Linked DNA regions of Homo sapiens: region 2 is linked to region 1. The links are chromatin contacts, found by Hi-C or POLR2A ChIA-PET in ENCODE. All regions are on one chromosome and are shown on one strand. Each heading gives the region's core, a stretch centred on a gene start or an enhancer-like site at or near the end of the contact. The rest is flanking DNA. Distances are from core to core; before and after follow the strand shown.

Region 1 (6,145 bases), core at 26-2,525:
AGACCCTGTGAGAACACAATCTAAAAATGAGCTTCTGTGTGCCATCTATTATGGGGAGATCCGGTTTACCTTGTGTGCAATTTTAGATCATCAAAGGTGACATTGAGTGCTGGCTCCTAAATTTCAATCACAGCCTTAAACACCCTGTGATTTAGCCAGTAGCAGTTCTGTGGCTCTTTGAAAACAAAAGGCCACCTTCACAAGCCTGGGGGAAGGGTTTACCCCGCAGTGGAAGGCAGAGAAGCACACACAGTAAAAACCACGCAACAAAAACATGTCTGCTGAGTTGCTACAGCAGGACACGGGATTGTGATGTCCCTGGTAGCATGCTGTCAGATATTTTTTATGTGGGACTTCTCTTTTGGTTTAGAATTTACATAGTATGACATCTAGCTTCTTAACACTTAACATCAAACTCAGTGAAAGAGAAAGTAGCACCCAAGGAAGGAAAAAGTGTGCCCTTCACATTGCTACCCACCGATGCATCCAAAAACAAGGGCACATCTCCAATAAATCTTGTTGAGTGAAAAGGGCAGACACAATGAGTATACATTGTTACGATTCCATGGAGATGAAGCCTAAGGACAGGTAAAATGAATCTGTGATGATAGAAATCAGGAAGTGGTTGCCTCTGAATGATGGTCTTGATTGGGAAGGGGGATGAAGGAGTCTGGGGTAATAGATATAGTTGTTTACATGGGTATATGCATATGCAAACATTCCTCAAGCTTGACTGTATATAAGTTACATCTTGATTCTAAAAATTAGCCCTAAAGTTGGGACTTCTAAGACCACTCATTAAAGGCAAGTGGCAGATCCCCATTCCCTGCCCTACCCTCACTCCCCCCGTGCCTGAATAGGCCCAATACTGCCCAGGGCTGCTTGTTGTCCCTCATGAGCGGTGGTGGTCCCACTGCTCATCTGGCCCATGGTTCCCCCGTATGGAAATTCTGGGACACAGCCAGGGTGCCCACTTCTCTCTGTGCTCACCCAGCTCATCCAGTCTGTGTTTTTCCCTCCTTTTGACCAAAATACTGCAGTGAGATTGCCATCAAGATGAGACGGATGTGTTCTGGCATCTCCCGACCACCTCTGTCCCCCTCACCATTCCCCTTCGGAAATACACGTCCCCAGCCTGATGCAGTCTGACCTGCAGTCACTCCCTGCTTCTGACTCCGCAGCAACCCCGGGAACGTTTCCCACCCACTTTGCTGTCTGCTTTGTTCCATTCCTTTTTCTTGGTTAATCACAACATCCATGCTCGTTTGTGCCCTGTTTATGAGTCACTATACGTGCTGGAACCTGAATTGAAACTGGAATGCAAAACCCTTGAGCCAAATCATGACGGGAGTCTGACCTCGGCTCTCCTAGCTCATCCCTGGGCAGCCCCAAAGCCTGTCCTTCTCCCTGTCTCTCTCACCCGTGAGGGCAGCTCTCTGATTTGATATGGGCTTTCAGTTATTAGGTTTCACTCTGGGTGTGTCTAACAATACTAGGATGCTATCGGTTTATTAGGCATTGGAATTGGGATGCTTAAGCAAAACAGGGAGAAACGTGGAGACATCTTTGGCCAAGCTCAGATGCAAAACTGTATTGAGAGATAAGCACTATTACGGGTTTCCTCTTCAGTGTGGTGACATTTTTAAATGGGAGCAGAGGAATTTTTTCCATTTGTTTCCTTCTATTAACAACATCCCTTATAACATTCCTGAGATCTCAGGGAAACGGTCACCCATGTTTTAGTTTTGTCTCATACTATATAAATTAGAAGCAAAGTAAATTTCTGCATGTGTACTCCCCTGAGACCAGACAATGTTCCCTGAAACCTGGCATGCACCTTCAGAGCCCTGGCACTGGGTGTGAATTTCAAAACCATATTTTTCTCTCCAAATAATTGTCCTTGTCCATGCTCAGTCAGGTGTTTCCTCACATAAATCCCTAGGCTTCAATTAAAATCCAAACAGAAAGGAACTGCTACTCATTTTTTAACCATTTAAATAGAATAGCTTTCTGCATCCACATTAATTCTTTTTATAGGCTATGAAGGGTCTATATGTACTATGATTTCTTTATTTGTATTAGAGTTTTATATTTGCAAAAATAATTTATGTTGTTTAATTCATCAGCCCTTATGGTACCTTTGAAAGAGCAGAATTATACTCCCATTTCAGAGGCAAAAAAGTACAAATCAAGGTCATGTCTGAGAAAGCCTTTAAGAACTCAAGGATTACGTTTCCAGTTTGTGTCTTCGTTTGTAAGTTTTTCCAAATCCTTTGGTTCCATGACCACTGTCTTCCCATCAGCCACCCAAAACATTGTTGGGAATGTCCTTCACTGTGACTCCGTGGATGCCAAAGGAGCAGTGATCCTACAGAAAGTCCAGTGTTCCTTCATGTGGCCCTTGAGGTTCCTGGAGAGAAAACCCTGGAATGCTTCAGGGTTTCAACTGTTGGAAACTCTTCCTGCTTTTCATTCCTCTAATTGCTTACAGTCCCTAAAACCTCAAACGCTTATTTCTTTTTGTCCCCTAATGGTTCTCATAACAGCAGCAGTGGACCAGAGCTGTCTAGTTGTAAGAATAAAAATTTTCTGGATCCAGGGCTGGAATTGTTAGGGAGGACTGTGGTGACGCATTCTGCATTTCCTTTTTTGGAAACAGAGTCTAGCTCTGTCTCCCAGGCTAGAGTGCAGTGGCGCGATCTTGGCTTACTGAAGCCTCCACCTCCCGGGTTCAAGCGATTCTCCTGCCTCAGCCTCCAGAGTAGCTGGGATTACAGGAGCTCACCACCATGCCCAGCTAGTTGGTTCAGGGTTTTCCATGGTGATTGGCCCCATCTCCGGCACTACCCCAATGTAGTTACACTGCTGTCAGCAACACATTCAGTAGGTCAGAGTTTTAGGGCCTCCTTCAATGTCAAAAGCCAATTCTTTTTGCCACTTACCTATTACCCAGGAAAATGAAAGGATTCATGCTGCTTACTGTTTCTTCTGTATGGTTAAATGTAAGAGACATGGGGCATTTGCTTGGAGACACATGGACATTTATTTCAACTTCAGGATGTCGCTGAGTTCCACTGAAAACATTCTCTTGGGGTGAATTAAAAAAAAAAAAACCCTTCCAGGGTTGTTGATGCTAACATTACAATGGCCTTAAACATGCTACAGTTCCTGGACTAAGGAGGATCTTACCAATGCTACTCAGGCATGACATTGCCTTAGACAGCCAATCACCTTGTTTCCTAATTAGATAAGGGCCTACACATTATTTTGTGAGAGAGAGACCAAAATTCTATCAGCCATAAAGTAGGCTGGAGAAATCCCAAATCCTTTTTCTACCTTGTCACTTCGTTGCAAGACATTACCTACCGCTATTCCAATCACTAATTGGTGCTTTCTGCTATACAACAAATGAGCTAAAACTTCTGAGTTGGTTTCATTTCCTTTAAATTCTGCTCATTACTAAGAAGTACCAAACCTCAAGCTTATTAAAACCAGAGTGTGGGCTGCTTATCACCAGGGGCTATGTCCTTTCACTGTAAGAGAACTCAATTTGCATCTTCTGGGATTTTCCCTCACCTCCTCCGGGGAGCTTAAGCGAGTCTCCGCAAGCCTCACTGGAGGCCTTGTTACAGTCAGCTCACCAGAGACAGGGAGCAGACAGCATTTTTACCCACGGATCCATGAATCATCACCACCACACATTCTCAGCAGCAAAACTGGGCTTTCCACTACCTGAGGCTGTCTCTTAAATACAAACAATTCTCCACTCATAAACAGTGCCTTTTCAAGCAATTGTTAGAAATGCGGAATGTGGCTGAGCTAGGTGGCTCATGCCTGTAATCCCAGCACTTTGGGAGGCTGAGGCGGGTGGATCACCCGAGGTCAGGCATTCGAGATCAGCCTGGCCAACATAACAAAACCCCATCTCTACTAAAAATACAAAAATTAACCGGGCGTGGTAGCAGATGCCTGTAATCCCAGCTACTCGGGAGGCTGAGGCAGAAGAATTGCTTGAACCTGGGAGGCGGAGCTTGCAGTGAGCCAAGATCGTGCCACTGCACTCCAGCCTGGGAGACAGAGTGAGACTCCACCTCAAAAAAAGAAAAGAAAGGAAGGAAGGAAGGAAGGAAGGAAGGAAGGAAGGAAGGAAGGAAGGAAGGAAGGAAGAGGGAAGGAAGGAAGGAAGGAAAGAGAGAGAGAGAAAGAAAGAAAGAAAGAAAGAAAGAAAGAAAGAAAGAAAGAAAGAAAGAAAGAAAGAAAGAAAGAAAGAGAAAGAAATGCAGAATGCATCACCACAGTCCTCCCTAACAATTCTGGCTCTGGATCCAGAAAATTCTTATTCTTACAACTAGACAGCTCTGGTCCACTGCTGCTGTTGTGAGAACCATTAGGGGACAAAAACATAAATAAGCATTTGAGGTTTTGGAGACTGTAAGCAATTAGAGGAATGAAAAGCAGGAAGAGTTTCCGGCAGTTGAAACCAGGAGAGAAGCAGCAGTGAGAAATATTCTGCCTGCACACTGAATGACTGGATGGGCCAACATGATCCTCTCTCACTCTGCCTAGAAATATTCACGCTCTGTTGTTAACCTGTTGTAAAGAAGCTGCTCCCCCTCGCACCTGGGACACCCTGCACATGTCCACATAAGTCCTGCAGGCAGAGGAGACTTGAGTCGCAGCTCCTCTGAGCCTGCAGAGCTACTTACGGCCCTCCCTGGAAGGCCCTCTCCCCTTCCCTGCCTGTCTCTTCTGGGAGGCTGTTAGAAGGTTAATTCCCATCATATCCCAGGTTGTGAAGAAGAATGAGGTTTCCTTCCTTGCCCTCTTGAGAAAAAAAAACTGCAGATGATGAACCTGCTTAGCTGCCGTCTAAGACTGGGCTCTTGGCAACAGGGTTCCTCCCAACTCAAGCTGCTGTCATGGTTCCTCCTGCCTTGGTGTCCTGCTCTGTCACATGTGGGAAAAGGACCGTGGGGAACTGGCACTTTGGTGGGTCTTTCCTTTCTCTCTAGGTAAGCAATACACTGAGAGTGTCTCATTGCACTTTTACCGTCCAATCAGTCAGAACTTGGCCTTAACGGCTCCTGTGCCTGACACATGTTGGTTATTTAAGATCCATTTCGGTAAGAGGTAATTCTTTTGAAAATCCAAATAATTATAGGACCACCATGGTTAACTTTTTGGCAGGAAGAGGAGCAGTTCATAGAGCCCTCTGTGCACACTTTCCCTCAGAAAAACATAACTGCACAAATATTTGTATACATTTTGTAGAAGGGTATATACATACTCCATGGACCTCAGGCAGAAACCTCTGCTGTCAAGGGATTTAGGTCCAACCAATTACTCAAGCCATGAAATAAAATAGTATTATCAGATTGATGTTCTCTTATTTATGAGGCACCATGCTAAGCAGTTGAGTTGCAGCAATGGACAAAGACTGCCTGTCCTCATGGAACATATGACTGGCCTTCCCAGTGCAAAAGGCAGACACTAATCATACAGTCGCAGACATCAACACAAAGTGCAGCTGCAGGAAGTCAACAGGAGGGGTGCATGGTACCATGAGGGCTTACAGGAGGATCTGAACCAGCCAGAGAGACCAGAAAAGCATGCCCTAAGAAAATGTGATTGAGCTGAAAGCGGGAGGGTGGCAAAAGCAGAGAGGGCCACATGTGCCAAGGTCCTGTGGCAGATGGCACCAGGGAATCTGCTGGAAGGGGGCCCATGTGGCTGGGTTTCAGGGAGCAAGGGACAGTGTGGATGAGAAAAGGCAGGAGAGGTGTGTGAGGGGCAGCCACACAGGGCCTTCCGAGCCTCAGTAAAGGATTCTCCATGCTGCGAGAAAAAATGAGAGGACTTTCAGCTAGAGGCAGGTGGGTGGGCGTGCTGACCTGATTTGATTTGTGTTTGAAGCTGGGACTGCAGCACGGAGGATGAGCTAGATGGGGCTGGAGCAGACATGGGAGAGCCCCATGGTGCCCTATGCTGGGAGATCAGGTGTGAGATTAGGGAACTGTTAGAGTTGGAGGGAAGGGACAGATTTAAGAGCTATTTCTAAATATTTAAAAATTTTTAATTACTGTGGATACATAGTAGTTGTACATATTCATGGGGTGCATGTGATATTTTGCTACAAGCATACAAG
Region 2 (6,446 bases), core at 2,330-4,829, 87 kb after region 1:
TTACAGATGAATCAGTTGAGACTCAGAGGGGTTTGTCTAAGGTCACACAACTAATAAGAAGCAGAGCCCAGATGGGTCTGTGTGATTCTAGAGTGCATAAATTCTGCCTCCTAAACTGCATTATCAGTTTCTTGAGGGCAAGAATTAGGTTGAATATGCCTTTGTGTTTCCCTTATAACCTGGTAAAGTCTTGAAAGAGGCAGGGCTCTAGCTTTGAGGACCAATAGATAAAATAGCAAACATTTTAAAACCATACAACCCATTGGTGAATGGCTAGAAAGCCAATGTGTTCCTTGTTTTGTTCTGTTTTCTGAATCTAATAAGTGAGACGTGGTCTCACTATGTTGCCCAGGCTGTCCTTGAACTCCTGGACTTAAGCAATCCTCTTGCCTCAGCCTCCTGTGTTGGAGCTCCCACACAGAGTCTCCACTGGTGTACTGCCTAGTGGAGCTGTAAGAGGCCACTGTCCTCCAGACCCCAGAATGGTAGATCCACCAACAGCTTGCACCGTGCACCTGAAAAAGCCACAGACACTCAATGCCAGCCCATGAAAGCAGACAGGACTGGGGCTGTACCCTGCAAAACCACAGGGGTGGAGCTGCCCAAGGCCGTGGGAGCCTAACTCTTGCATCAGTGTGACCTGGATGTGAGACATGGAGTCAAAGGAGATTATTTTGAAGCTTTAAGATTTAATTGCTGCCTTCTTGGATTCTGGACTTGCATGGGGCCTGTAGCTCCTTCGTTTTGGCCAACTTCTCCCATTTGAAACAGGTGTATTTACCCAATATCTGTACCCCTACTGTATTTAGGAAGTAATTTTGATTTTACAGGCTCATGTAAAGGAAGGGGACTTGCCTTGTCTCAGATGAGACTTTGGACTGTGGACTTCTGAGTTAATACTGAAATGAATTAAGACTTTGGGGGACTGTTGGGATGGCATGATTGGTTTTGAAATGTGAGGACATAAGATTTGGGAGGGGCCGGGGGAGAATGCTATGGTTTGGCTCTGTGTCCCCACCCAAACCACCTTGAATTGTAATAATCCCCACTTGTCATGGGAGGGACCTTGTGGGAGGTAATTAAACCATGGGGGTGGGTTTCTCCTGTGCTGTTCTCATGATAGTGAATAAATCTCATGAGATCTGATGGTTTTATAAAGGGGAGCTCCCCTGCACATGCTTTTTTTGCCTGCCACCATGTGAGACATGACTTTGCTCCTCATTCACCTTCCACCATGATTGTGAGGCCTCCCCAGCCATGTGGAACTGTAAGTCCATTAAATCTCTCTCCTTTTGTAAATTACCCAGTCTTGGGTATGTCTTTATTAGCAGAATGAGAACGAACTGATACAAAAATGCACCCCAAAGAAAAGCAATGGCAAATTAATCTACTGATTTTTGTATAGTTATATGTAAAGTTCAACTAAGACCTTGAACCAATGCCTTGATTATGGCCATCTCTGAACAAAACATTGTAACTCAATATCATAATGTTTAAATTCCCGCAGCTGTGGAGTTCCCCTGGGAAACCAGACAGTTCAATCTTGTTTTTTCAGAAGGCCTTATTTAAGAAACCTAACTTATTACTTTTTTATCTTTTTTTTATTGTACTTTAAGTTCTAGGGTACATGTGCACAACCTGCAGGTTTGTTACATATGTATACATGTGCCATGTTGGTGTGCTGCACCCATTAACTCATCATTTACATTAGGTATATCTCCTAATGCTATCCCTCCCCCTTCCCCCCACCCCACAACAGGCCCCGGTGTGTGATGTTCCCCATCCTGTGTCCAAGTGTTCTCATTGTTCGATTCCCACCTATGAGTGAGAACATGCGGTGTTTGAAAACCTATTTTTAACAAGTACTTATATTTCTAATTTCATCAAGTATGTCAGGAACATAATCAGATTTAGAGTGCTTAACCAAAAAAGGCTTTACTTTTCTCATGTATCCAGAAGCTGGAGGTGAGCTTTTCTAGGGTGGTATGGTGAGCAGCTAAGGGATTCTACCATGGACTCAGTCATCATCCATCTTCCAGCTAAGCCTTCCTTTCCAGGTAGTTTCATTTTCAAATGCATTATTCCTAGGTTGCAAAACTGCTCCACCTCCAGCAGCATGCCTACATTTCAGATACAGGAGGAAAAGGCAACAGGCAGGAAGGAACATCAGCTCCACTGAGGTTTCCAGAAGCTCTACCCAGAGACTTCTGTGTGTACATAATTGGCAAGAGCTGCACTGCATTGGCATGCATCATTGCAAGGGAAGATGAGTTTTTTTTCTTTTTTTTTCTTTTTAATTGTTGTTGTTGTTTTTTAAATCCCAGTATACTTTTTTTTTTAAAGATTTTTTTAGAGATGTGGTCTCACTATGTTGCCCAGGCTGTCCTTGAACTCCTGGGCTTAAGCAATCCTCTTGCCTCAGCCTCCTGAGTAGCTGGGACTATAGGTGTATGCCACCCTGCCTGGCTCTGGGCATATTTCTGACAAACAAATCAAGGTTCTGATGGTAAAAAAGGAGAGTGGATACTGGGTAGGTAACTAGCAATGCTTGCCACAAGTAAAACACATGTGAACCGTGGATTATGTTGTTTTTCCTCTGGATATTTTAGTACTTGAATTTCTTACATAACAAATTGTTTATGGAGCAAGGAAACTATGGAGAGATCCTAAACTAGGGGCTACAAAGCTGTCCACAGGGCTGGTTTCATTCCACTGGTTCTCAATGGCCATATTATGCCCTTCTTTTTTGTCAACTGCTAGTTAGGACATTGCATTTCAGGAGGAGCATATTACTGCCATAGGCCCTGAAAGAATCCTTATCTTAGCAGATGCTAACTGGTATGTTAACCTGCCATCATGTCTGGCCACTCAGCATTCAACTGCCCATAACTTTCATTGCTGGTCTTCCTTGACCTGGGACACGTGAGGGATTTGAGGTCAACCAGCTGGTGCAGAGGAAGCACTCAGTAAATATGATCTGCCAGTTTCATTATTATTACCTCCTCAATTACAACACAAGCTCTTCAAGGGCAGGACTGATGTCTTATACTTTGTATCCCCACTCTGCTTGACTAGGAGAGGATATTGAATTATCTGCTGATTAATGCAATGTCTTACTTTAACTCATGCCACTGACCTGCACATTAAGGCTACTGCTGTCATCATCTATGTAATTCCACTCATGTGACCTAAGCAAAGGATAAATGTATTTTGTTTCCAAGTGTTATCGTCTGTGTGGACTATTTTTCTGGCATCCCCAAGGAAGCAGTTGTATACCCCTAAGGGAGTCTGGTGATTAAAAGTTTTCGCTTTAGACTTAGACTGAAATTAGCTCTGAGTTGACTAGCAAATCAACTTGCCAAAGGGAGGACTCTGGAACATTCATTTAGTCTCTTGGAACTTCAGTTTTCTTATCTGGAAAATAAGGCTGATATCTACCTTGGTTGGTGTTGTATGGGCCATGGCCGGGCCTGTCCACATGAAAGCCCCTCAGTGGGCATGGGTGGAACAGCCCAGGGCCCCATCGTGCAGACAAAGCAGGGACGTAAAGGCCTAGTGAAGCTGGCCCTCCTGAGCAGCACAACCACTGCCTCTTACGGTGATGTAAGTTGTTTGGGAATGCTGCCATGGCTGTGAGCACTGAGGGCAGCGGGTCCATGCTCTGTGTTCCTCTGCTCTACTGGGCAAATCGTTCTCCTCGGGCTTCTAAGAGCCCTAATCTTTGGTGGAGGCACGGTGAGCTGGAGAGACCTTTGAGGGGAGGGCAAAACCACCTATATATTTTTCTCTCGTTACTATCTTTCCAGTGTTTGTTGCTTTTGCTGAAGAAAAACCAAACTTGAGTAGAGCCTAAGACATCCTTCTTGACAGCCTGGAACCCAGACCAGGCTCGCTGAGGTCTGGCCTAGCACTAGTGGTTGCAATAACTCAATTATGTGAGATCATGAGTGTAAAGCCCCTGGCACAGGGCTTGGCATATGGCAGGCTCTCCATTGGGATTATTTGTGCTATTGTTTCTCCAGTAGCACCTATGAGAAAATTTGTATTTTGTTTTGGAGGAATGAACATGTAAGAGTTCTTTGCAGTTCCTGGAGATTGAGGCTATGCAAAGCTAAGATTTTTAATTCCTGTTTTTACTACATAATACCAAAACAGGGCACTTGAACATTTTGTAGTATTAGGCATGAAAGCAGCACTGTGAATCGGAGGGATAAAGTCTGAATCAGTTTTCATGGAACCATTCTGCCCCCTAAATTCCAACTTAGCAGAAGATAAAAACCAGGAACAAAAATAAACATTTTAAGTGGAGCTTCGGATTTCTCGTAATCCACCGTGTTCTTAGAGAGATCAGTGAATTCAATCCCCCTCCGTGTTTTTTTTTTTTTTTTTTTTGAAAAGATTACTTACTGGGAGGTTACTAGAATATTTCACTTAATTGAACTTGGCCAAAAACAGCTCTGAAACTTCACATGTTAGAAACTTTCTCTCAGTTGCAGCTTGAAAATCTTGCAAAGAACTTAGACTGGTCTTGTGTGGGTTGGATGTGCACCCCTAAACTAGTCAAATGTGGTGAGAAGGGTCATAAAAAATTTTTGGCTCCTGCCAGAAACAGAAGGTTAGCAATGCAGGCACAGTTATCTCAAGAGGAAATGCTGAGCAAAGGCACAGCTGACCACTACACACTCATGTGAGATTTATGTGGAACATAATAATTGGCTGGGCACAGTGGCTCGTGCCTCTGATCCCAATACTTTGGGAGACCAAGGGGCAGATTGCATGAGCCCAGGAATTCAAGACCATCCTGGGCAGCATGGCAGGACCCTGTCTCTACAAAAACAAAATATTTAAAAATTAGCCCGTGGTTCCAGCTATTCAGGAGGCTGAGGTAAGAGGGCTGTTTGAACCCAGGAAGTCAAGGAAGCAGTGAGCCATCATTGTACCACTGCACTACAGCTTGCACGACACAGTGAGACCCTGTCTCAAAATAATAATAATAATAATAATAATAATAATAATAATAATAATAGCTACAATAATTGATTGAAAGTAATTCAGGAAGAAAAATGTTATACACATTGGGCTCTAACATGGCTCAGAGAGGAGTTACAGGAGTGAAAGAGCAGAGAGAGAACTAGGGAGAAATAACGAAAACAGAAAAAAACCAGTGAACCACCCCTTCAATCCTCTGCTTCTCTGTTATTACACTTCTAATGCATTTATGTAAAATTATGTGTATAGAGTAAAAATTTTAAAAACATAAAATTACAATTTTAAATAATCTTGTTATTTTACAATAGTTTTATAGAAAATTTGCAAAATTAATACAGAGGGTTCCAACACACTCCCTCACCCAGTTTCTCTTATTATTAATACCTAATGATTACTAATTACTAAAAACTACTAAGGCACAGTTTTCACATTTAATGAACAAATATTGACATTTTATTAACTACATTCCATACTTTATTCAGATTTCCTTAGTTTTTACCTGATGTCCTTTTCTGTTTCAGGGCCCCATCCAGGATGCCGCACCCCATGTTTAGGGCCCCATCCAGGGTGCCGCATCTCATGTTTAGGGCCCCATCCAGGGTGCCGCACCCCATGTTTAGGGTCCATCCAGGGTGCCGCACCCCATGTTTAGGGTCCATCCAGGGTGCCGCACCCCATGTTTAGGGCCCCATCCAGAGTGCCGCACCCCATGATTAGGGCCCATTCAGGGTGCCGCACCCCATGTTTAGGGCCCATCCAGGGTGCCGCACCCCATGTTTAGGGCCCCATCCAGGGTGCCGCACATCATGTTTAGGGCCCCATCCAGGGTGCCGCACCCCATGTTTAGGGCCCATCCAGAGTGCCGCACCCCATGTTTAGGGCCCCATCGACGATGCCGCACCCCATGTTTAGGGCCCCTTCCAGGGTGCCGCACCCCATGTTTAGGGCCCAGCCAGGGTGCCGCAACTCATGTTTAGGGCCCCTTCCAGGGTGCCGCACCCCATGTTTAGGGCCCCATCCAGGGTGCCGCACATCATGTTTAGGGCCCCATCCAGGGTGCCGCACCCCATGTTTAGGGCCCCATCCAGGGTGCCGCACCCCATGTTTAGGGCCCCATCCAGAGTGCCGCACCCCATGTTTAGGGCCCCATCGACGATGCCGCACCCCATGTTTAGGGCCCCTTCCAGGGTGCCGCACCCCATGTTTAGGGCCCAGCCAGGGTGCCGCAACTCATGTTTAGGGCCCCTTCCAGGGTGCCGCACCCCATGTTTAGGGCCCCATCCAGGGTGCCGCACATCATGTTTAGGGCCCCATCCAGGGTGCCGCACCCCATGTTTAGGGCCCCATCCAGGGTGCCGCACCGCATGTTTAGGGCCCATCCAGGGTGCCGCACCCCATGCAGTGGTCATGTCTCTACAGGCTTCTCTTGGCTTTGACAGTTTCTCAGCCTTTTCTCG

The links. A loop is a pair of places that touch in the nucleus more often than their neighbours do. ChIA-PET counts read pairs that join two places held with the same protein, here RNA polymerase II (POLR2A). Pooled maps may share reads with other maps.
Region 2: a loop to region 1 is called in a pooled map, with 1.8 times the contacts of the local background. The contact joins two enhancer-like sites. A Hi-C loop is called at or near these places in 7 of 50 pooled maps. POLR2A ChIA-PET finds 5 or more read pairs at or near these places in 3 of 52 experiments (A673, PC-9 and activated CD4-positive, alpha-beta T cell).

What each region holds. Positions count from the first base shown.
Region 1 is chr18:61,948,841-61,954,985 of GRCh38, forward strand. No RefSeq gene overlaps it. Among named protein-coding and RNA genes, the nearest start is that of RNF152, 59 kb to the left of the region's middle. Within about 2 kb of position 1,276, at least 5 of the 41 ENCODE cell types and tissues checked have a DNase peak (open chromatin) inside an H3K27ac peak, as active enhancers do.
Region 2 is chr18:62,033,937-62,040,382 of GRCh38, forward strand. It overlaps a transcript of PIGN not described here. Among named protein-coding and RNA genes, the nearest start is that of RNF152, 140 kb to the left of the region's middle. Within about 2 kb of position 3,580, at least 2 of the 41 ENCODE cell types and tissues checked have a DNase peak (open chromatin) inside an H3K27ac peak, as active enhancers do.